Linked DNA regions of Homo sapiens: region 2 is linked to region 1. A link is a loop called in an ENCODE intact Hi-C map of the cell type or tissue named here. Cell type or tissue: B cell. All regions are shown on one strand. Each heading gives the region's core, and the rest is flanking DNA. Links, peaks and the distances in the headings are about the cores only.

Evidence for each region. Hi-C counts contacts between places; a loop is a spot of excess contacts. Peaks named below come from ENCODE experiments on the same cell type or tissue, not always from the same donor. Only the 100,000 strongest peaks of a DNase experiment are listed, where the experiment ranks them.
Region 2: a loop joins it to region 1, with 11 times the contacts of the local background. A loop is called at or near these places in 4 of 110 quality-filtered maps.

What each region holds. Positions count from the first base shown.
Region 1 is chr11:9,010,143-9,020,894 of GRCh38, forward strand. All of the region lies in intron 1 of NRIP3-DT (NRIP3 divergent transcript), which reads left to right. SCUBE2 (signal peptide, CUB domain and EGF like domain containing 2) reads right to left here. Exons shown (of 23, transcript NM_001367977.2): 23 at 9,334-10,752. Among named protein-coding and RNA genes, the nearest start is that of NRIP3-DT, 11 kb to the left of the region's middle. In B cell, for the core only: CTCF peaks have their summits at 5,647 (motif pointing right) and 5,846; a DNase peak (open chromatin) is centred at 5,649; H3K27me3 peaks cover 543 bases.
Region 2 is chr11:10,317,625-10,328,376 of GRCh38, forward strand. The region is part of intron 1 of CAND1.11 (a long non-coding RNA gene); the gene reads left to right. Among named protein-coding and RNA genes, the nearest start is that of CAND1.11, 15 kb to the left of the region's middle. In B cell, for the core only: a CTCF peak has its summit at 5,589 (motif pointing left); a DNase peak (open chromatin) is centred at 5,567.

The DNA of each region.
Region 1 (10,752 bases), core at 1,267-9,266:
GTGATGATGAGCTTTTTTCATATGTTTATTGGCTGCGTAAATGTCTTCTTTTGAGAAGTGTCTGTTCATATTCTTCGCGCACTTTTTGATGGGGTTGTTTTTTTCTTGTAAATTTGTTTAAGTTCTTTGTAGATTCTGAATATTAACCTTTTGTCAGATGGATAGATTGCAAAAATTTTCTCCCATTCTATAGGTTGCCTGTTCACTGTAATGATAGTTTCTTTTGCTGTGCAGAAGCTCTTTAGTTTAATTAGATGTCAATTGTCAATTTGGGCTTGTGTTGCCATTGCTTTTGGTGTTTTAATCATGAAGTCTTTGCCCATGCCTGTGTCTTGAATGGTATTGCCTAGGTTTTCTTCTAGGGTTTTTATGGTTTTAGGTCTTATGTTTAAGTCTTTAATCCATCTTGAGTTAATTTTTGTATAAGGTGTAAGGAAGGGATCCAGTTTCAGACTTCCACTTATGGCTAGCCAGTTTTCCCAACACCGTTTATTAAATAGGGAATCCTTTCCCCATTGCTTGTTTTTGTCAGGTTTGTCAAAGATCAGATGGTTGTGGATGTGTGGTGTTATTTCTGAGGCCTCTGTTCTGTTCCATTGGTCTATATATCTGTTTTGGTATCAGTACCATGCTGTTTTTGTTACTGCAGCCTTGTAGTATAGTTTGAAGTCAGGTAGTGTGATGCCTCCAGCTTCGTTCTTTTTGCTTAGGATTGTCTTGGCTATGTGGGCTCTTTTTTGGTTCTGTATGAAATTTAAAGTAGTTTTTCCAATTCTGTGAAGAAAGTCAATAGTCGCTTGATGGGGAGAGCATTGAATCTATAAATTACTTTGGGCAGTATGGCCATTTTCACAATATTGATTCTTCCTCTTCAAGGACCTCTTCAAGGAGAACTACAAGCCACTGCTCAAGGAAATAAGAGAGGACACAAACAAATGGAGAGTTCTTTATATATTCTAGCTACAAGTCTCTTGTCACACATGACTTGCAAAATTTTTCTCCCATTTTATGAGTTGCCTTTTCACTTTCTTGATGGCTTCCTTTGACTCATAAAAATGTTCAATTTCATTTGCTTCCCTGCAAAACACACACACACACACATGCACACACACACACTTTTTTCTGAACGATTTTAGGATAGATTACTCATACATTATGATCCTGTACCACTAATACTTCATTGTATATTTCCTAAAAATAGAGATTTTTCTCTTATGTAACCACAATACAGATAGAAGCTTGATAAATTTACATTGATACAATACTTTTATCTAAGCTACTATTCATGTTCCAATTTTGTCAGTTGACCATTTATAACACATTCCTCCAGTACAGGATCCAGGCTAGGAGCAGGTATTGTATTTGGTTGTCATGTCTCTTTAGCCTCCTTTAATCTGGAACATTTCCACAGCTTTCTTTGTCCTCCATGACACAGACATTTTTGACATTCAAAATGTTAAAATTCAAAACTGTCAGTGTCATTAAAAAGGGTTAACTGGTTAACACAAAAACCAGTTAACCCTTTTTAGTTACTGGTTTCTGTGTGTGATATAATTCACATACCATAAAATTCACCCAATTCATACAATTGTACTTAATGTGTACAATTCAAGTTTTAAATAAATTCAGAGAGCTGTGCAACCATCACCACAATGACTTCTAGAACATTTCATCGTCCCAAGAGAAACTTGGTACCCATTAATCATTCCCCATTGCCTACCAATTTCTCCAGCCCTAGACAACTAACTTGTAATCCACTTCCTGTCTCTATGAATTTGCCTATTCTGGACATTTCATGTAACTGGAATCATATAATGCATGGTCTTTTGTGACTGGCTTCTTTCACGTAGCACAGTGTTTTCAAAATTCATCCATACTGTAGCATCTATCAGTATTTAACTATGGCCAAATAATATTCCATTGTATGGATCTACCACATTTTGTCTAGCTGTACATTAGTTGATAGATATGTAAGCTGTTTCCACTTTTAAGGTATTACGACTAATGTTGCTAAGAAATCTCATGTGGAAATCTTTTTGTGCCTTTTATTCATCTCCTGGAGTAGAATTGCTGGGTCACATGGTAGCCCGTGTGACTTTTGAGGAATTAACAGACTACTCTCCAAAGCAGCTGCACCATTCTGCATCTCCACCAGCAGTGTATGAGGGTTCCAATTTCTTCACATCCTCTTCAACACTTTTTACCATCTGTCTTTTTTATTATAGCCATGCTAGTGAGGTTGAGATGGTATCTCATTATGGTTCTGATTTGTGTTTCCCTGATGACTAATGATGTTAAGCATCTTTTCAGGTGCTTATTGGTCATTTGTTTGTCTTCTTTGGAAACATGTCTATTAAAATCCTCTGTCCATCTTCTTTTTTTTTTTTTTTTTTTTTGAGACAGAGTCTCGCTCTGTCGCCTAGGCTGGAGTGCAGTGGCGTGACCTCGGCTCACTGCAAGCTCCGCCCCCTGGGTTCACGGCATTCTCCTGCCTCAACCTCCCGAGTAGCTGGGACCACAGGTGCCCACCACCACGCCTGGCTAATTTTTTGTATTTTTAGTAGAGACAGGGTTTCACTGTATTAGCCAGGATGGTCTCAGTCTCCTGATCTCATGATCCACCTGCCTCGGCCTCCCAAAGTGCTGGGATTACAGGTGTGAGCCAACATGCCCAGCCTCCTCTGTCCATTTTTAATTGAGTGATTTGTCTCATTATTATTGACTTGTAAGAACTCTTTACATATTGTAGCTATTAGTCTCTTGTCAGATATATGATTTACAAACATTTTCTACCATTCCATGGGCTACCTTTTCACTTCTTAATAGTGTCTTTTGAAGCACACAAGCTTTAAAATTTCACTGATGTGCAAGTTGTTTTTCAACTTCCCTCCCCTTTTTAAAATAGAGCATTCTTCATTTTGTGTTTGTCTGCATTTTCCTTGTATTGAGATTGAGGTGATGCATTTTTGGCTTGAGTACAGTATAGGTGATGGTACGTTCTTCTCAGGCTATCACATCTGTAGGCACATGATATCCATCTGTCCTTTATTGGACATGCTAATTTTGATCATCTGGTCAAGGTATTGCCTGATTTCTCTGCTGTATAATTACTGGCTTTTTTCCTATCTCATTCATGATGTTTAAAAAAATGAAATTCACTCTTTTCAGTCTGTCTACACTCCGTTAGCACATTGCACTTTGAGTTCTGTACTCTCCCTGGCACATGCTGCACAGTGGTCAGACCCACCTTGGCCAGGCCTGTGTCCTCATGTCTCAAAAAGGGGCTTTGTTTCAATGACCACAGGTTTCATGCAAATTATTCACACCTTGCCACAGTGAGTGTCTTCATTGACCTTGCCTGCCTAGAGACCTGAGTACTGCCTTCTTGGACTCTGAAGTTGGATGTTGCCATGCTGGAAACATCGAATAGAAATAGGCAGTTCTGGAAAACATGTGCTTCTGGGCTCAGCAAGGAGATGTACTGTGATCCTCACATACCAGGGGCTGAGGATTGGAACTCAGAAAAAATGAAGGATTGAGAGGCTGCGCTGTGTATGTGCACTTGTGTCTGTGCCGTCCCTGACCTAAGAGAAGCTCAGGCGATTGGAAGAGCTCATTTTACCTTCCCAGCTCAGGAGGACACGGGTGTTTGGAAGGCCTTGTGTGAGAACCCAAATCAGGCATCATAGCCTTTCATTCCTACTTCAAGCTTTAATTTTTCTGTTGCTAGGACATACCCCACTAGAAAAACTGTGACTAAAGAACTTTCCATCTCAGTGAAATGGGGAAACCCAGCAGAGAGTGAACCCCTTTAAAGAATGTTTCTTGGGTTTAACTTCTAAAGTCTCAAGAAGTGAAATGTAACGATGAGGATGACAGTTAACGTTTATTGGGCCCTTACTACATGCCAGGCAATGTTTCAAGAGTTTTCCAGGTATTAACTCATTTAATTCTCAAAACAGCTCTATCTTGTAGGTACTATCATTATCTTTATTTACCACATGAAGAAACTGAGGCACAGAGAAGTTAAATAACTTCCACAAGGTCACATAGCTAATAAGTGGCAGAACTGGGATACAAATCCAGGTACCGTAAAGGACATAATGGGAGTCTTGGAGAATATGAGCATTATGAATCATAAATCTTAGAGAAGGCACCTATCAGTGTGATAAATGTAGATAATGCATTTTCAGAGAAGTACATTAGGAATACTGGGCCCGGGGGGTACTGGGTGAGTGATGCTGTTTGAGTCATCCCAGTTCCTCATGGGGAGCCTTAGTGATGGTTTATCAAGCCTCTTTTTTTAAATTGTTTTGTTTTTTGTTTTTGAGACAGCATCTCACTCTGTTGCCAAGGCTGGAGTGCAGTGGCACGATCTCGGCTCACCGCAACCTCTGCTTCCCAGGCTCAAGCAATTCTCCTGCCTCAGCCTCTCGAGTAGCTGGGATTACAGGCATGCGCCACTACCGCCCGGCTAATTTTTGTATTTCTAGTAGATACAGGGTTTCACCATGTTGGCCAGCCTGGTCTTGAACTCCTGACCTCAAATGATCCACCCGCCTTGACATCCCAAAGTGCTGGGACTACAGGCATGAGCCACCGTGCCTGGCCCTATCAAACCTCTTATACTTGGCACCTGCATTACTTAAAACTCCAGTTTAGGTACCTGATGTGGCTGCTAAAAGCTGACTTCTTCAAGCCAAGTCACCTGGAAGTAACATTGGGGTTCCAATGTGCTACACTGTCCACAGTTTTATAGCATGATCAGGCATCACACACACACCGCTGCATTGACAGTGTGTGCTGATGACCAATTTGTGGTCACACAGGATAGGTTACCCACAAGGCTGCAGAGGGCCGCACTTAGCAGGCTTGGCCAGGGTTCACCACAAGCTCACACTCTGTACCTCCATGCTGTTCTGCTGTGCATGCTGCTTCAGACATTACTGGGCTCTGTCTTCTCTGGGGCATTGGTTCCAATTCCTGCTTAGCAGCTGTTAATTTTTTTCAACTGCCACACATGTAATAAGGCAAAGCCAGCACCGAAGCTCAAATTTGAGGTAGGCTTGTATTTCTACTTTTTGCGTTTTGTAGGGAAAAGACAGAAAACTTCAACCTGTGGCCCAAAATTATCCTTCAGTCCTAGGATACTGTGTAGGATCAGAGAACAATCCAAGGCAGGGGAGTGTGGTAGGGAGCTCCTGGAACTACAAAGTGGTAAAACATGCAAGATTATAATTGAGGAGTAGATTTTGTCCTCATCATTCCTTCAACTCCTTTTCCCTTCTGACTCAGGACTATATATCCAGCCTACCCTGGTGCCTAGACCGTAACAGTGAATGCATGAATATGCGGTGTTTGTATGTGAGATTCAGAGCGTTGTTGATAGTTTGAAATGACCTAGATCAATGAGTTTGGACTTGGTCACTAGTTTTTCTCTGCCAAGCAGAGAAAAAAGGAAAATATCTAAACAAAATAAACTCCGAGGGCTGTGTCAAACAACATGCGACCAATCAGTTGTCAAATCACAGCCCTAGTCCCCAGGGCCCCTTGGGTAAGATCTTGTCTTGAATTATGGGCATGTAAGGTCTGAGGCAGTGGGACGGGAGACAGAAACACAGGTCGACTCCATATTGCAACCACTAGGTGGCACCTGTTCGAGGAACTGCCAAATGGCTTGTTCACAGCTTGAAGCTTTGGTCAGCTTGGCTTGACATGAAATGCCAAGGTCTTGCTGGGCGGATAAAGGAGCTTGCCAGGGCCAGTGCTGCCAGGCTTGGTTTGAGGAGCCAGTGCTCTAGGAGGGGCCTGGATTCATGACTCTAATGATGAGCTCATCCTAAGACAGCAGCTCCCTCCCACCACCTCCTCATTCTCTGTCCTTTAGCCCTTCCTTATTTATACCACTCATCACTACTTGACTTTACAGTATATGTTCATTTGTTTATTGTCTGTCTCCCCAGACTGGAACCTAAATTCCACAAGAGCAGGGAGCTTCTTTTGCTCCCTGCAGTATCCCTGGCTCCTACAATGTCTAGCACTTAATAGGCTCTCCATAAATATATGTTGCATAAATGAATGAATGACCAAAAACATAATAAGAAATTATTAGTAACTAAGGTCTGTAGTTGCATCCCCTTTATGAGATACTCTGAAAACCAAGCACTACTGAGTTACTGTCATTGCTTGCAGTAGGTAGGTTTAATTTGTATCGCTTTTATTCAACTAAGGCAAACTGCCTATATTAGAGTGGTTTCATTTTCTAAATCTATTTTGATGCCACTGTGTTCTCTGGAAAGTGCTCCCTGCTGAGTAGTGATATCTTCATGGCTATATCACTGACATGGATCACAGGAGCAGCCTTGCTGTGTTAACAGGTCCCTAAGGGTGGTCTCCTGCAGGCTGATCGAGACTGCCTGAAGGGAGAAGGAGGCAGGGCACTACAAATATTAGGACACCTCTGAGCTGGGCTCACAAGCCCCTGGAATGGAAGATGGTCACAGAAATGAAGCCTCACCAAGGCCTCTAAGTTTCTGTGGATGGGCCCCTACTGGCCACTCCCAGGACCTTAAATTGTAGGCAGCTGATGGCTTGCCTAGCTAGAGGGCCGTATGCAACAAGATTCCCTCAACTTGGTGAGGAACTGCTTTACTCCAGCCTCAGCTAGTCCATTTGCCTCCCAAATGCTGGCTAGAAGTAGTGCAGACTTGAGTAAGGCTCCAAGACGTATCCTGCTGTGTGAAAAGAAGCAGAGATGCTGACAGTAAGAGGCATCTCTTCAGGGCTAAGAAGATTACAGCTGGGCCTGGAATGACCCCTGGGTTTTCCAGCACATAGGCCCACCAGCTGTGGTGGTCAGCTGCAGGCAACAGCTCCGGTGCATCTTCCTGCAAAGATCTGCCGGAGGGTAAGCAAGTCCTTGCACTGTGCTGTGCAGCCACTGCCTTTTCCAGGTTGCCACATGACATTTTAATATCACCTGCAAACCTAAATCCAGTGAGTGCCTACAGACGACACACTTAACAGCTCAGGGCATGATTCAGAGGAAGCAATTTTCCAAAGTGAAGATAATTGTCTGTTAGTGTGAAAAGGCAAACACTTTTTTATTAGCATTGGAAATTCAAGGGAGATGTTGTTAAATCCATAGATGCAGCACTTCAGTAAATGGCTAAAGAACAATATCTACAGCTAGAAGGAAGGACTGTACAGATCCATGCCCATTCAGGGTTCACCCATAGAACTAGCTCTCTTGGAGGGAAGATGGAAGCTCAGCTCTGACCTCTTCCTGTTTACTTAATACGCAGCTCCTCAAAGTCCTGGTTCCTGTGCCCACACAGGAAATCCCAGAATTAAGAGTTCCCCGGTCTTCTTTTATTTACATGTTTCCCAGGTGACCTTAACCGGGGTAAAGTCTCATGCCTTTACTCTGTGACATTAAAACTTATATTCCAGCCCTGACCTCTCCTGGGGCTTTGTATAACCATTTGCCTATTTGAACCCTCCAGTTGGACATATGATAGGCACCTAGAACCTAGAATGGCCAAAATGGAACTCTTAACCATCTCCCCTTTTCACTGTTATATTACTGCATAAGAAGTCACCTCAAAACCTATCAATCATTTAAGATAATAATCATTAATTTTGCACACAAATCTCTAATTTTTCTGTGGTTCAATGAGGACTGCTCCATGAAGTGTCAGCTGGAGCAGCTGGAGAATCCCTTTCCAAGATGGCTTACTCACGCAGCTGGCAAGTTTTGCTGGCTGTCGCCTGGAAGCTCAGCCTGGCCGGTGGGTGGAGGGACTGTGGTTCCTCTCCACATGGCCTCTCCACAGGCTGTTATGGCTTGCTTCCTCATGACGTGGTGACTGAGTTTCAAGTGTGAGTGTCCTAAGGAGAGGAAGTGGAAGCTGCTAGTGTCTTAAGCCCTGGGCCTCGTAAAGCATTACTTCTGCCATGTTAATATTGGTCAAGCAGTCACAGAGCCCAGAGTCAAGGGGAGGTGACACAGACCCCAACTGTCCATGGAAGGAACCTCAAAGAATTTGCAAACATGTTTTAAAACTGCTGCATATCCCGAACCTGCTCCTCCTAGTCTCCTCCATCTACCAGTTTCTTAGGCAACTAGGAGTCATCTTTGACTTCCTTCTTTCCCTCAGCACTTCCATACAATCCCCATCAGCAAATTCTGTTGACTGTCCCCCAAAACACATCCAGAATCCTTCTACTTCTCTCATCTCCACTACAACACCCTAATCCAGACAATACCTTCATCTGCCAACTGGATGGCTGCTTGTTCTGTTGCAGTAGTCTGTGAATAACTCTCTCTGCCTCCGTGCTGGCTTCCTATTCACACAGTAGCCACAGCTACCCTTTTAAAACATAAATCAGATTATCTCACTCCTCTGCTTAAATCCATTCAAAAGTTTGCAACATATTTAGAAATAACTCAAACCCCTCATTATAGATTCCAAAGCCCGATGTGATCTGGCCGTGTCTGGTTCTCTAGCCTCATCTTGTACGACCTGCCTTCTCACTAGACTACAATATACACAAATGGTTGCTCCTGCCTGACAGCCTTTGCACTTGGTTTTCCTCTCTCTGGAAAGCTCTTCCCCCTAATTTTCCCAAGACTGGTTTCTTCTTGCCATTTAGTTTTCAATTGAAATGTAATTTCCGCATAGAGGCCATCTATAATCCCCAATCCTAAAGTAGCCACACAATCATCTGTTACAGTAACCTATTTTAATTTTCAACATAGCTCTTACCACTAGCTGCTACTTTTCATGTTGATTTATCTGTTCTTTGTCTGTCTCTTCCCTCTAAAATGTAAGCTTCATGAGGGCAGGGACCTTGTCTGTCTTATCGCCGCATCCCCAGGGCCTAGAGTACCAGGCAGAAGTTTGATAAATATTGATGTAGCAGGTAGAAATAGTATCTCCAGATAGCCAGCCCCCAACAGGATCACAGCATCTCTTAAGGTAGTTGAGGGAATAGAGAGGAAGCTCCTCTTTATACCTCCTGTGCGTCAGTGGTTTGTGCGTGTACCAGCAACACAGCTCTGGTGCATGGGGCTGCCCCGTGGAGGATGCTCCTCCATAGTGACCGGGTTTATGCAGCCTCCTTCCAACCCCCAGAGTATTCCCATCCCTAGCCTTCTTGTGAAATCAGCAAGACAGGATCACACAGTCATGAGCACAAAGTTGCTAACATGCCTGGACAGAATGGTGCAGCTCAGCTCATCTCACCTTCACATCAGTGCGGTCACTAACTCGGGTTTATGTGACATTCGAATTTTCATCTTATGGTTAGACTCAGAAATATAGGCCAAGCTCCAGTATAACAAAGTCCAAGTGCTTGTTTTAATGCTATTTTTTTTTTAATGATGATGTTCAAACTTTTGAAGAGAAATCTGAAAATGAATATTTAGGGCCCATCCAAATAAAGAAGTTTGATTAGGACTTTTTAAGAATCAATGTTATTAACAGGTTAAAAAAAGCAACACTGAGATGAAAAGCAAGTTTAACCATAATGAAGTTCTCTTTGTTTTCTTCAAAAATGCTTGTTAAACATTTTTTTAGTACTTTGGTATGGAGAATTGGCTGTGCATAGAATTGTTATTGAAATAACAAAACACTATAGTTGTAGGTAGTCCATCCATTAGGGAAGTGGTGGCTTGTTTGATTGGATTCCTTTTTATTCACTGTAATGAGATTTTTGCTTGGGGATTTAAATGTTTAAAGATTCAATAACACTGAAAATTCAAGTTCAAGAAATGATCGTGAGGCCCTGCTGGCCTGACCCAAAGTGAGATGATCGTGTGGCATTCAGGGGGTGTTTCTGGCAGTGCTGTTACTGTTAGAGAATGAGACCACCCTTCAAGGGGCTGCTCATGTCCACGGAGCAGAGTCCGTCTCTCACATTTGAGACTGGGGAAGGAAGGCATACATGACAGGCTGGGCCTCACCACACCCACCTGGACCTCAGATCCCTTGTGATGGGAAGCCCACTTGGGGAGTAGAACCCTTGGCAATACCGACTCAGGGTTGGTGAAATCGCCTTTTCATGACAATTGATGATTCTCATCCACTGAGGAAATTACATTTCACCTGAACTCCCCAGTCCCTCAGGCAATGGCCAGCAGAGTGTCAGAGGGCACAGCTGAAGGTGCGAGAGTCAGCATAGTGCATTTGCTGCAGGGTGGAAGCTTGCAACGAGGAAGGCTGGCAATAAATGTACATTATTATGTCTCCAGAAGTGCTTAGTTTTTATTTATTTCTAATTCTTTCTGCTTTTTTTTTTCACGAGCACTGCTTAGAACTCAAGTTCCTGGGATCAAACTTGTATCACACAGGCTGGAGAAGGCTGTGGAGAAACTGAGTCCTCCCAGGTCTCAAGGTGGGTGGAGGGAGCCTGCAGGGGTCTCCTTCCCTCCCCTCTTGCCTGTTCTGCCTGGTCAGAGCCTGCACACGAGTGCAGAGGGCTCCCTTAGAGAGGGCCGGGCTAGAGGAAGCTGAAGTTTCAGAATAAGCAGCTTATTCTGTGGCCTCCTTTCCACTACAGACTCCTTGAGGAGGAGTAAGACCCCAGAAGGACAGGTGAGTCTCACCTAGGCTGACCAAAGTCCAGCTCAGCCAGCCCGTGATCTATCCAAGACATCCGCCCACAGCAGTGAGAAGCTGATGCCACTCAAAGCCATTCTCAGTCTACATCCACGATGCTGGGAAAGAAAAACCAAGTTCAATTTACCAA
Region 2 (10,752 bases), core at 1,264-9,263, 1.3 Mb after region 1:
GAGAGCAGGGACCTATGAGGTTGCAGGGAGGCCTTGGGAAAGAGCCCACAGAGAGGAGGACATCAGCATGGAGAGACTGCAGATCAGTCCCAGCAAACCTGTGGAGGCCAGTTAAATGCCTGGAGCTCATCCCCTGCCATTCAAGTGAGTCCCACTGTTGCCTGAGCCAAAGAGCCATGTTAGTTGCTCTTTTTACTACTGCTGGAGATCTTTCATCAATAGCAGCCTGCAAGTCACGCTCAGATGGCCCAGCAGATGTGATACTTGCCTAAGTCTGGAGTCATTGCTGAACCTTACCCTACCCACATTGCCCTACATGGCAGAGGACACTAATAAGCCACCCCCAACTTCTTAGACCAAAGGGCAGAGCAATTAACACCAAAGGGGTGCTAGAGCTGAAGGAAGAGTCACCCACCCCTGTGTTTGGGAGGGACTGGACTCTGGGGAGGCGTACTCCACTACATTCACAAGTCACAGATGCGGGGGAATCCCCCAGCCTTGTTTTGCTCCTATGTTCAGCTAGTTGGTAACCTTTTGTCTCAATTTAATAGGTTTGTTCCACCAGATAGAGCAGTGATCCTTAACCTCTTCTGCCTATTAAAGTCATGTGGGGGAAGCTTCAAAAAAAAAAAAAAAACTGACACCGAGCCTTATCCCTAACCAATTGAACTGGATTGTCTGTGGGTGGGGCCTGATGTCATTGTGTGATTGTGAGTAACATTTTATCTTTGTGAAGCCACTTAACTTTGTTCGGCCTACACATTGTCCCCATACAGCTATTTCAAAAATGCACCCTGGTGGTGCTAACAGACTGAGACCAACAGTTTATTTATTTATTCATTTGTTGTAGATTGAGGGTTGTTTCCAGTCAAACAGCCAGAAATAGAAGGGTTAACTGCAGCCAGTGGGGCAGGTGTTTGGAGAGAAGACAAGCTGCAGGTGATGGGAAGGAGGCCAGCCCCAGCCGAGGGCAGAGTAACAGACAACAGGTGGTTGTGCTGTAGGGTGTTGGCATCAAGGAGGAACAGCAGGAAATGACAGGGCATCAGGCATGTCAGGGAGCACAGCAGCGCGCATTCTAGGAGCAAACTATAGGCAGGCCCAAGAGAGGTCCAGCTGGAGGCAGCAGACAGGACTGGAATTATTCCTTCTGATGGGCCTGATTGTGTCCCCTATCCCCATACACCAAATTCATATGCTAAACCCCTAACCCTCAGTACCTCAGAATGTGACTGTGTTTGGAGATAGGGCCTTTAAAGAGGAAATCAAGGAAAAATAAGGTCATATGTGTGGTCCTCAATCTAATATGACTTGCGTCTTTATAAGAAGACTATGGGAGGACACAGAGAGAAGGCAGCCACGTGCCAGACAACTAGAGAGGTTCCCAAAGAAACCAAACCTGCTGACTCCTTGTCCTTGGATTTCCAGCTTCCAGAAGTATGGGAAAATAAATGTCTGCTGTTTAAGCCACAGTCTGTGGTATTTTGTTATGACGGTCCTCACAAATGAATGTACTTCTGTCAAAGGGATTGATGAGAACAGGACCAGGCGACAGGCCTAGAAACGTGGTATCGTGGCTGGATTTCAGCACCAGACACGCAACAAGAGTTAGGGAATCAGGACAGGGTAACTGAGTCAGGGCAAACAGGATTTCATTTACTCATTCAATCAATGATATTTTAGATCAACAGTCTACTCCACGCAGGGCCCTGTTCTAGACACTGGGTAGCCTGCCATTGCAGCAGTCCAGATAAAAAAATTATGTTCATTTAGATTAGGAGAATGTCAGTGGCTAGGGTGATCTGACACTCAAACAACCCAATGTGGAGATGATGTCCTTTAAGTCTTCCTGATCAGGCAAGTACCTATTTGCAGAGGGTTCCAGTAACTTCATTTTCAGAGAGGGAACTGTGGGAGCAGAGACCAGGCAGGTTATTTATAACTAACCCAGGTATATGAATTTTCTCTTTGAGGGAAAGAAATTTTCAGTTTACAGTTTTCACTGGCACCTAGGTTAGCAAACTTAAGATGTTTGCCAGATGTCTTCATCTCATGCTGTTAAATTTAACACATAACATTCCAACTTGATCTTAACTTTGTTAGTTTTTCTAAAACATCAGTTTCTTCCCAAACCATGTTTCCATGGAAAACACAAGCATTTCCAGGCAATAACCCCATCATCTGTGCCACTATAGACAATCATCAGATAAACTTCCTTAATTCATACCACATCTGCTCTTTCAGCCCTGTACGACCTTGAGCATGCACGCACACGCACACGCACACACACATACACACACACACACACACACGCACAGAGAAAACAAAACTCCTAATTATTTTTTCCCAAAATAAGCATCTGACCCAAATTGCCCTTCCAATTTTCTATTAAATGAAAGACAAATTGTCAGGACCAAATCAGCCAACTTTATTAAAAACTGGGAAGTCTTTCAAAAGCTTTCAGGGTGAACTGTCATGTTAAACATGACAAGTAGTTAATAGGGGAGAATTGCATCTATATGGTCCCTGTTTATCTCTTGGCACATTCTGGTAAGTGAAGACTGCTTGGGCACAGGCATCTCTCTCCACTTTATCACTATGGAGGACTCTTTCTTCACCCCACTACTTGAAAAATTAAAGCAATGTGAGAGCCCAAGATATGCCAACTGATTTCTAGTCTGGCCTTGTTTCATTTGGCAGGCAGGATGGGGGCAGGGAAGTGGTATAGTCGAGGACATAGGCTTTGAAGTTAGACAACCTTGAGTTTACACAGACTCTCCCTCCTCCTAGCCCTGTAATTATGGGCACATCTCTTAACCCAAGTCTTAGTTTCATTAGCTATAAAATGGGGATAATAATATTTACCTTATAGGCTTGTTGTAAGGATGAATGATATAACATGGATGAAAGCAACAACCCCTGCCTGGCAGTATAGTATAAGCTCATTAAATGGCAATTCTGTTTAAGAGTAACGACTAAGGATGCTGTGGTTTAAAAAATAAAGAAAAAAAAAGCACCTGCTCTTTCTCAATGCCAGAACACAAAGGTAAAGCAGTGAATATACCATTTCTCTTTAGATTAATCATCTCTAAAATAAGGACATGGCATCAAGGATCTCAAAGATTCTTCCTCTATGACTCTAGCCTTCTGAGGTCTTATATTCAGGGAGAAATGAACATTGAAAAGCGGGAGAAATTAAACCACCTTTCTGACTAGTTCCTTGGGAGACCCAAGCTGTGCTTCATCAGTACTTTCAGTTCCAAAGCGTATAGGATCAAGTCAGTTCCAGAGAGCAGGGTTTGGATGAGGAGGCCTGGGTGGATAGTACCGGTTAACTCCATAGCTGCAAAAACAATTCTTTCTTCACAGTAATACAATGATAGCAAAGGGGACATTTGACCTTTTCAAGATTTTTAAAATGCAAAATACAAGGTATGCACATAATCTTGTTTACTGACTGATCCTTTAAAAAATCTGGCATATTAATAATTCCACTTAAAATACTGAAGATGGGAGCCAGAAGGAAACTTGTTCTTTCTATACAATGACTGAGAAGGGAATTCTAATGAATATTTTGGCACACATATCTCATTTTCTGGCTGCTTTAGGACCCAAGAGCCAGTAGGTCATAATTAAAGCCAATAATGGCAACTCCAGACAGCCCAAATATTTTCCTGGTGCTGTCAATTCACTGCATTAAATGTTTTAACATCATTTTTTGGGGAGTGTAGAACATACGCACAGAGGGGGAATTAAATGTTGATGTGAAATTTGGAACATTTGCTGCAGGTTGCTCCAAAAGATATTGTTTATTACATTCAAAGGAATTATACAATGTTTTCCTTATTAGATAATCTTAAATGACCCTTTCTGGGCTGAGAGCTGTGAAGTGTGTCCTTAAGTTGTCAGAACAAAATCATATTTTCTGCAGAAAAAGAAAACAAAAAACATGTTTGGGGCTGAGGCTGCATGTCATGTAAATAAATGAACGTCTTCTACCTCCACTGGATCTTCAGGAATGTTCTCTTTGGTCACCAGGAGTTGTGTTGCTACAGAGTTAAAGCTACTCACTTTTCTGTCAACTCTACTTCCAAAAAGAAAACCCACAAATATATGTTTGCAAAATCTGTTTGGGATCCTGGAGACAAGGTCCTTAACTTTATCTTTTTCCTGAACAAGTTTCATACTTAAAAAAAATAATAACAATTAAAATTCCTCCAGCCCTACCCCCACCTTCTTCCATCCTTCCATTTCTACTTTAAATGATAAGAAAGTTTCCTCTTGGATGGAAATTAAACATCTCAGCCTGGGTGAGGCAGCTCAGGCCTGTAATCCCAGCATTTTGGTAGGCTGAGGCAGGAGCCTTGCTTGAGGTCAAGGGTTCAAGACCAGCCTGGGCAACATAAGGAAATCCTCCTTCTCTAATCTAAGGGGAAAAAAAAAAAAGTATCTCAGTCTAAGGTGTGTCTGAGAGAGTTCTGAATCACCATTTTGGGATGGAACAAACTGACCAGTCACTTCTTTTTTTTTTTTGAGACGGAATCTCGCTCTGTCACCCAGGCTGGAGTGCAGTGGCGCAATCTCGGCTCACTGCAAGCTCCGCCTCCCGGGTTCACGCCATTCTCCTGCCTCAGCCTCCTGAGTAGCTGGGACTACAGGCGCCTGCCACCACGCCCAGCTAATTTTTTGTATTTTTAGTAGAGACAGGGTTTCACCATGTTAGCCAGGATGGTCTTGATCTCCTTACCTCGTGATCTGCCTGCCTCGGCCTCCCAAAGTGCTGGGATTACAGGCGTGAGCCACTGCTCCCGGCTGACCAGTCACTTCTTAAAGGCAAAACTGGATTTGCTCTGCAAAACAATTCAGCAAAAACTTGGGTTCCAACTCTGGTGCTACACTGTGACAATGGAAACTTTCCAGCTACAACTTGGAAGTTGGGAGCCAAGCACAATACTAAGTCAAGGAAGGTATTTGAGGCCAAAGCAGACAGTGGTCTTGGCACTGCCTGCTCCTGAGCCCAAGCTGCAGCAGCTGTGGGGTGGTGATGCAGCTTTCAGAGATCTCTAAATCTCTAAGTACACCAGAAACCAGATTTTATTAACTCCCCTTTTCCACTTTTTTTTGCCCCTACATTTCTGCCATGGATTATATCATAATAGATGGTGAAAATGCTGTGAGGTGTATACTCAATTCCTAGGCATTCTTCCACTTAATCATACTCAGTTTTCTTTGAGGGCCTCCACATTGTAAATGAGCAACACCTTGATACTGGGAAAATGAATATGAAACTCAGGGCCACAGCCTCTGTGATCTGGTCATTCTGGGGCAGTCATTTTCCTACTTGGCCTACAGAACCAGGCAGGTCTCTGGCCTGGGGGTGGCGGGTGATGTTGTATTCTCTTGTCAAAGTGCACAGAGCCCACTCTGAGAAGATGCTATACTCTTCACGTTACAAGACGGCAATATGCCCGTTTCTGGGCCAATTGGCTGACTCAGAGATGAGGAGATTATTCCGTGACACTTTGTTTTCATTCCAGTCCAAAGGGCAAAAAAAAAAAAAAAAAATGTAAAACTCTGCTGCCACCTGCTGTTTCTTTAGGAATAAATTCTTGAAACGGTTCTAGGTTGATTGTATATTGGTTATCTTAGCCAAGTGCCTTGGTGGTGAATTTGGGGGATTTTGGAATATAAGTTTATGTAGTTGTGTACCAACTGGACTGTCATTTCCTAGGATGAACTGTTGGACCACATGGGTGGCTTCTCTCTTTCAGTCCATTAAGTCCTGCCTCCCTCATCCCTTGCTGAGACTCAAGGGCAGACTCCTTGATCCCAGACAACTTTCCAAGGGAGTTCACGCAAGGCTCTGACCAGTGAGGCTCCAGAGCAAAACCCAGGAGGCTTATAGGTTTAAGTGTCTTTTCTTTATGGGCCAATGATGTCTGAAAACTGTAGCAGTAGGTAAATTCCCCAAGCACAGACTATTCTCTGCTGGGTGTCAGTGGGTGGTATTGGAAGTGCCTCTCAGAAGTGCTCTTCTCAGCTTGAGGTTCATTTGTGATGAGGTTCATTTGTGGTGTCTCCAGATGTTTTATCTTTGTCTTCCTTGAGGAAACTGAGGCAGATTAAGGAAGACGAGTGTCCAGGAAAGTAAAGGCTAGCTCCATTTGAATCACACCCAGGTGAGAATACTTGAGCTCAGGTTAGATGATGAGAGGGATGAGGAAAACAGTGGCTCCTCGGAGCTCAAATAAAGAGCACTGGAGCATTAATATAGTCATAAGCTTAGATGGGCTTGATAAAGCCCTTAGTCATCTTATTGGAGGCATCCAGAGGACAGAGGCTGCCTTGCCTTGACTATATTAGTGGCTTGTTGCTGCTCCAAATCAGAAAGTGGGATTTTCCTTTTTGCCTTCTTTGGGAAGATCCATTTGTATGTAAATGAGTTCTTTTTGATTGCAGTCATTGTTGTAGCTGAGAATTCTTTCAACCAAGATCTTTTTCTTGGCAGAGATTACTGAGTCTATTAAGTGTGTTTTCATATAATTCTAAGTGACTTTTTAGATGGACACAGAAAGAAGTGTTAAGGAAATGACCCTTGGTCTTTTCTCCTATCAAAGAGAAAAGGCATTTGAGTGGTATCGATAAGCATTGAAGGTAACTGATGGCTTATCACTGTGTCTGGCATTATAGCTGGCACATTTATTGACTGAATGGTCAAACTTATCACCCGTTGTTCTTCCCAGAAGGTTCGTGAGACCTGTTGGGGAGGGACGGGGATAGAAAGGAACAGAAGGAAGAGTCTCAGAGTTAATCAGGTGGAAAGTCTGTAAGTGGAGTGAACCATGGGAGCTAGAATGCTATGGTAGGACCAAAATTAATACTGTATATGTCAAAATAAATGTGTATTACTTATAAAGTATATACAGTTCCTAAAAATTATCAAACAAGGTTATTATGTACAACATTTCTCCCTTCTGTGTCTCATTCCCTAAATATTATGATTGTTAACATATTGCACAAGCTTGACCATGTTTATGCTTCATGTATTTTCTTGTTTATGTCCCCGTTGTTCTCCCTCAGTATTTTGTAAAGGCTTTGGAAAAGTTCCAGCCTATCTCAGCTATGTGAAGAAGAGTTCAGGGAAGGAGTTTGTATAACACTAAAGAAATGTCAGTATCTCCTCACAGGTAGGGGCTGACATGATGCCACGGCAATGGGAAATGAAGTGGGAAACCCGAAGCAGGAAGGAAAACTCAGGAGAACTGGGTTGGGATAGTGGTTTCAGCTTCTCCTCGCCTCCTAAAGAGTCTCTTGATAGTTCTCAGGCCTTGAAGGTTCTGCCTGCCCCCAGGTTCCCCACCCCAGGAAAATAAGCAACTTCTCAGGAGAATAATGAGGTTGGTGTTTACCTTTGTGCTTCATTTGAGTAGCATGAGAGCACCCCATTCCTCACATCTGTTCATTCTTCTCCCCTTAGAAATCTTGTCTCAGCTGAAAGGTCAGAGCTAGAAGCCCCAATCTGCTTCTAGCTCTGACCTTCTGGCTTTGTCAGGAATCCCTATGAATTTGTGCTGTTGATTTTCTTTGAACTAAATACAGAAATGTGTCTGCACTCTGGGATAGAGAAGAGAGTATAGTAATTGCCAGGAGAACTGAAGATGACCTTAAGGCAGGCCAGGTGACTGGTAAACCATACCCTTCACAAGGCTACCAGAGCTCTAGCCTGACCAATATTATTTTGAAAGGGAATACATTAGAATCCCTGGTGACTAGATGAACATGGCCATCACTATTTCTACAAACCTGTCTTCTGATGAACATATACTCCTGCTGGATGGTGTCAAGACATGCTTGTTTCTTGAGTGGTTTAGATACCAGTTATTGCCCCTCCTGTTATGCCTGGTAACTAGGATGCTGTCAAGAAAATACAGCAGGACTTCATTGAGCTTAAAAAGAGCGTTTCAAAAATATTGCATTAGCCTTTTGTCCTTTCAGTCTGTTTTTCATAGAACAAATGTAATCTTAGTCGCTACAAATTTGTTTAAAATAGCTCTTCTGGTGAGTCACCTAAAGTTAACTGCAGATATGGTATTGTTTTAGCCATGTCAAGCTTGAAATGTTATCCAAGTCCTAGGAACTACTCACTATGGGAAGCTGATGATGTATGTGCCCTCACACGTGTTTTGAGGGTGATCCTATAATGTCCGGAGAGAAAGAAATGCCTGAGATGAACTGGTCAGCATTACATTTCTCAGAACGGGCTGCAAGAGCTTCAGAAGCAAAAGGAGTGTTCTCTGTAGGCTCAGATGCTCACATGACCCAAGACACGTGAAGGGTCTGCCCATCATTCACCCCTCTATCCCCACAAGTGGTCAGAAAGTTAGGAAAATCTCCAAGAGACCATGCAGAAGGGTCAAAGGATCTTGCAGATGTTCTGAGCAAAAAAATGAAAACTTTAAACAGAACATTGTGCCATGACTTGAAAAGGTCATTATCTAGTTCACACTTACATCAGACTATAAATATTGTCAGAAAAATGGATATGTTTGCCAGGACCATGAACAGTAAAATTGCTTAAAATAGGCCACAGAAACCCTCAAGGCCAGTGGGGCCATGGCAGGCCATGACACTCAAACCTGATGCTGCCTTGTGAGAGACCTCAGCAGGAACAAAAGCCAACAGCTGCTTATTGGAAAATTTATACTCAGTGGCCCTCAAAAATTGCAAAAGCCTTTCAAGTCATGTAAGTTAATTTTGTCTCACTCTTCCACCAGGTAGAAGTGAGACAGGGAGACTCATGCTCCTTAAATGAGGTCCCTTGTCAAAGACTAGCTGTCTTATGGCCTTTGAATACTCTGCCCTTCCCCCTTCCTATGGTATAGCTTTGTGTCCAGTTAGCACTGAGCAGAAGCTGCTCTCCTGCTGTCCCCACCCACTGTTGGCTAAAGCCAGGTCACCTCCTGCCAGGCAGCGGCTGGGTGAAAGTCCAGAGAAGCTCTCCTGAATAAACAAGTCAAACAAAGGCAGTTCCCAGCAGTGGATGGGGCTGTACTCCAGAAGTCTATTTGCAAATCTGTCCTTTAGAACTCGGAAGACATTCCCCAGGAGGAGCAATGTTATGCAGTGTGGCAAGGTTCCCAGGCTAGCCCACACCTCTGATTTAACCCAGAATGGGCTGGGGAAACAGTGCTCTAGAACTCATCATTATGGGTAATACCTTTGTAGTCTCTGCTCTTCAGTTTACAAATAGTTGCTGAGCTAGGCATGGTTCCAGGTGATGTGAAGGTTCAAAGCTGCCTCAGCTTTGTGGAGTAGGTAGATTCAGTAGCTCCTGGGTGCACAGTGGCTGAGATTTTCCCAGTCTCATGAAATCCCTGCTTCTCTTTCCTATCTACATGTTTTAGGCTGAAAGTGAAGGGATGACCATTCCGGCTTTTCTTTGGTTTGTTTCTTCAAGATAACCTGGTGTAGGGAAGGGTGAGAGTCCTGGCTCTATCATTACACACAGCAGCATCTCCAAGCTTCAGTTTCTCCTCTGAAAAATAGGATAATATGTAGCTAAGAGAGCCTTGGAGTTGCCTCCCCAGCCCTTGTTCTTCTCTTGGTAACTACCATGACTTTTGTTAGGGTATCCACATCTCCCCCAATAGACCACTCCACTCCTGAAGACTCAGGCCTAGTGCAATTCCATTTTAAGGCCACTATTACAGGACCCAGTGATGGGTGCTGGCCTAATTCAGGCCAGTGAGCTTGCATAAGTTTATTGGCTTATTTCCAGAAAAACAAATTTCCTTTTTCCTGCTAGATAAGAATGGGACACATATGTGGTCTCACTAGCAATTCAGGCCAATGAGTTTGCATAAGTTTACTGGCTTATTTCCAGAAAAACAAGTTCCCTTTCTCCTGCTAGATAAAAGTGGGAGACATATGCAGTCTCAGCAGCAATAGAAAGCCACTCTGAGACTAAAACAGGGGCAAGCCCTAGATGGAAGCTCTCATTGTGAATGGCAGAGTGGAGTGATGGAAAATAGAACTCCCTGATAAAGTTGTTGAACTCCTAAATGGACCCATCCTCAATCCTGTCATACTTCTATTGTATAAACCAATCATCTCCTTCACTTAGTAACCCATAGTGAGTTGAGCTTTCTGCTCCTTTTAATGGAAGCCATCTTAATTAATACATTATAGCACAGGATTTACTATGGGCATTAAATGGGATATAGCATTCACAGTATCTGTCTCATGCTGAAAAAAGAAAAAAAATTCATAGTATTTAGCACAGAATTTATATATGACCCCTGCCCTTCCAGTCCAAGGGCATTAATGGAAAAGACCATAGTTTCTCAGGCCTTTGTTGGATAGGGAAGAAGAGGGCATGTGTGGACTCCAACACGACCTTAACCTGGTTTGAGGCTTGAATATCTTGCCTGGGCTAGAAAGGTGGCCCCTCTGGACTGGCTTTAATTTTAGGATCAGTCCCTTTAGAGGGAGTAGATCTTGTAAGCTGGGGTTTCCCTAGCCCTTGGCAAGTATACATGTTGAAGAGGGTTGGGAGACAAAGAGGGAAGAAAGGAGAGAACCATGACTTGCTGGTGTAATAACAAAAGGTCCTACCTATCTTTGGGATCGAGATTAATCTCTCCTGTCTTTCTTCTTTTTCCTCCTTTCTTCCTTACATTTTTTCGCACTCCCAGTTCTCATTAGGGCTGAAGAAGAAAGGGAAGTCAAAGCTGGGATGGCAAAGGAGTGGAA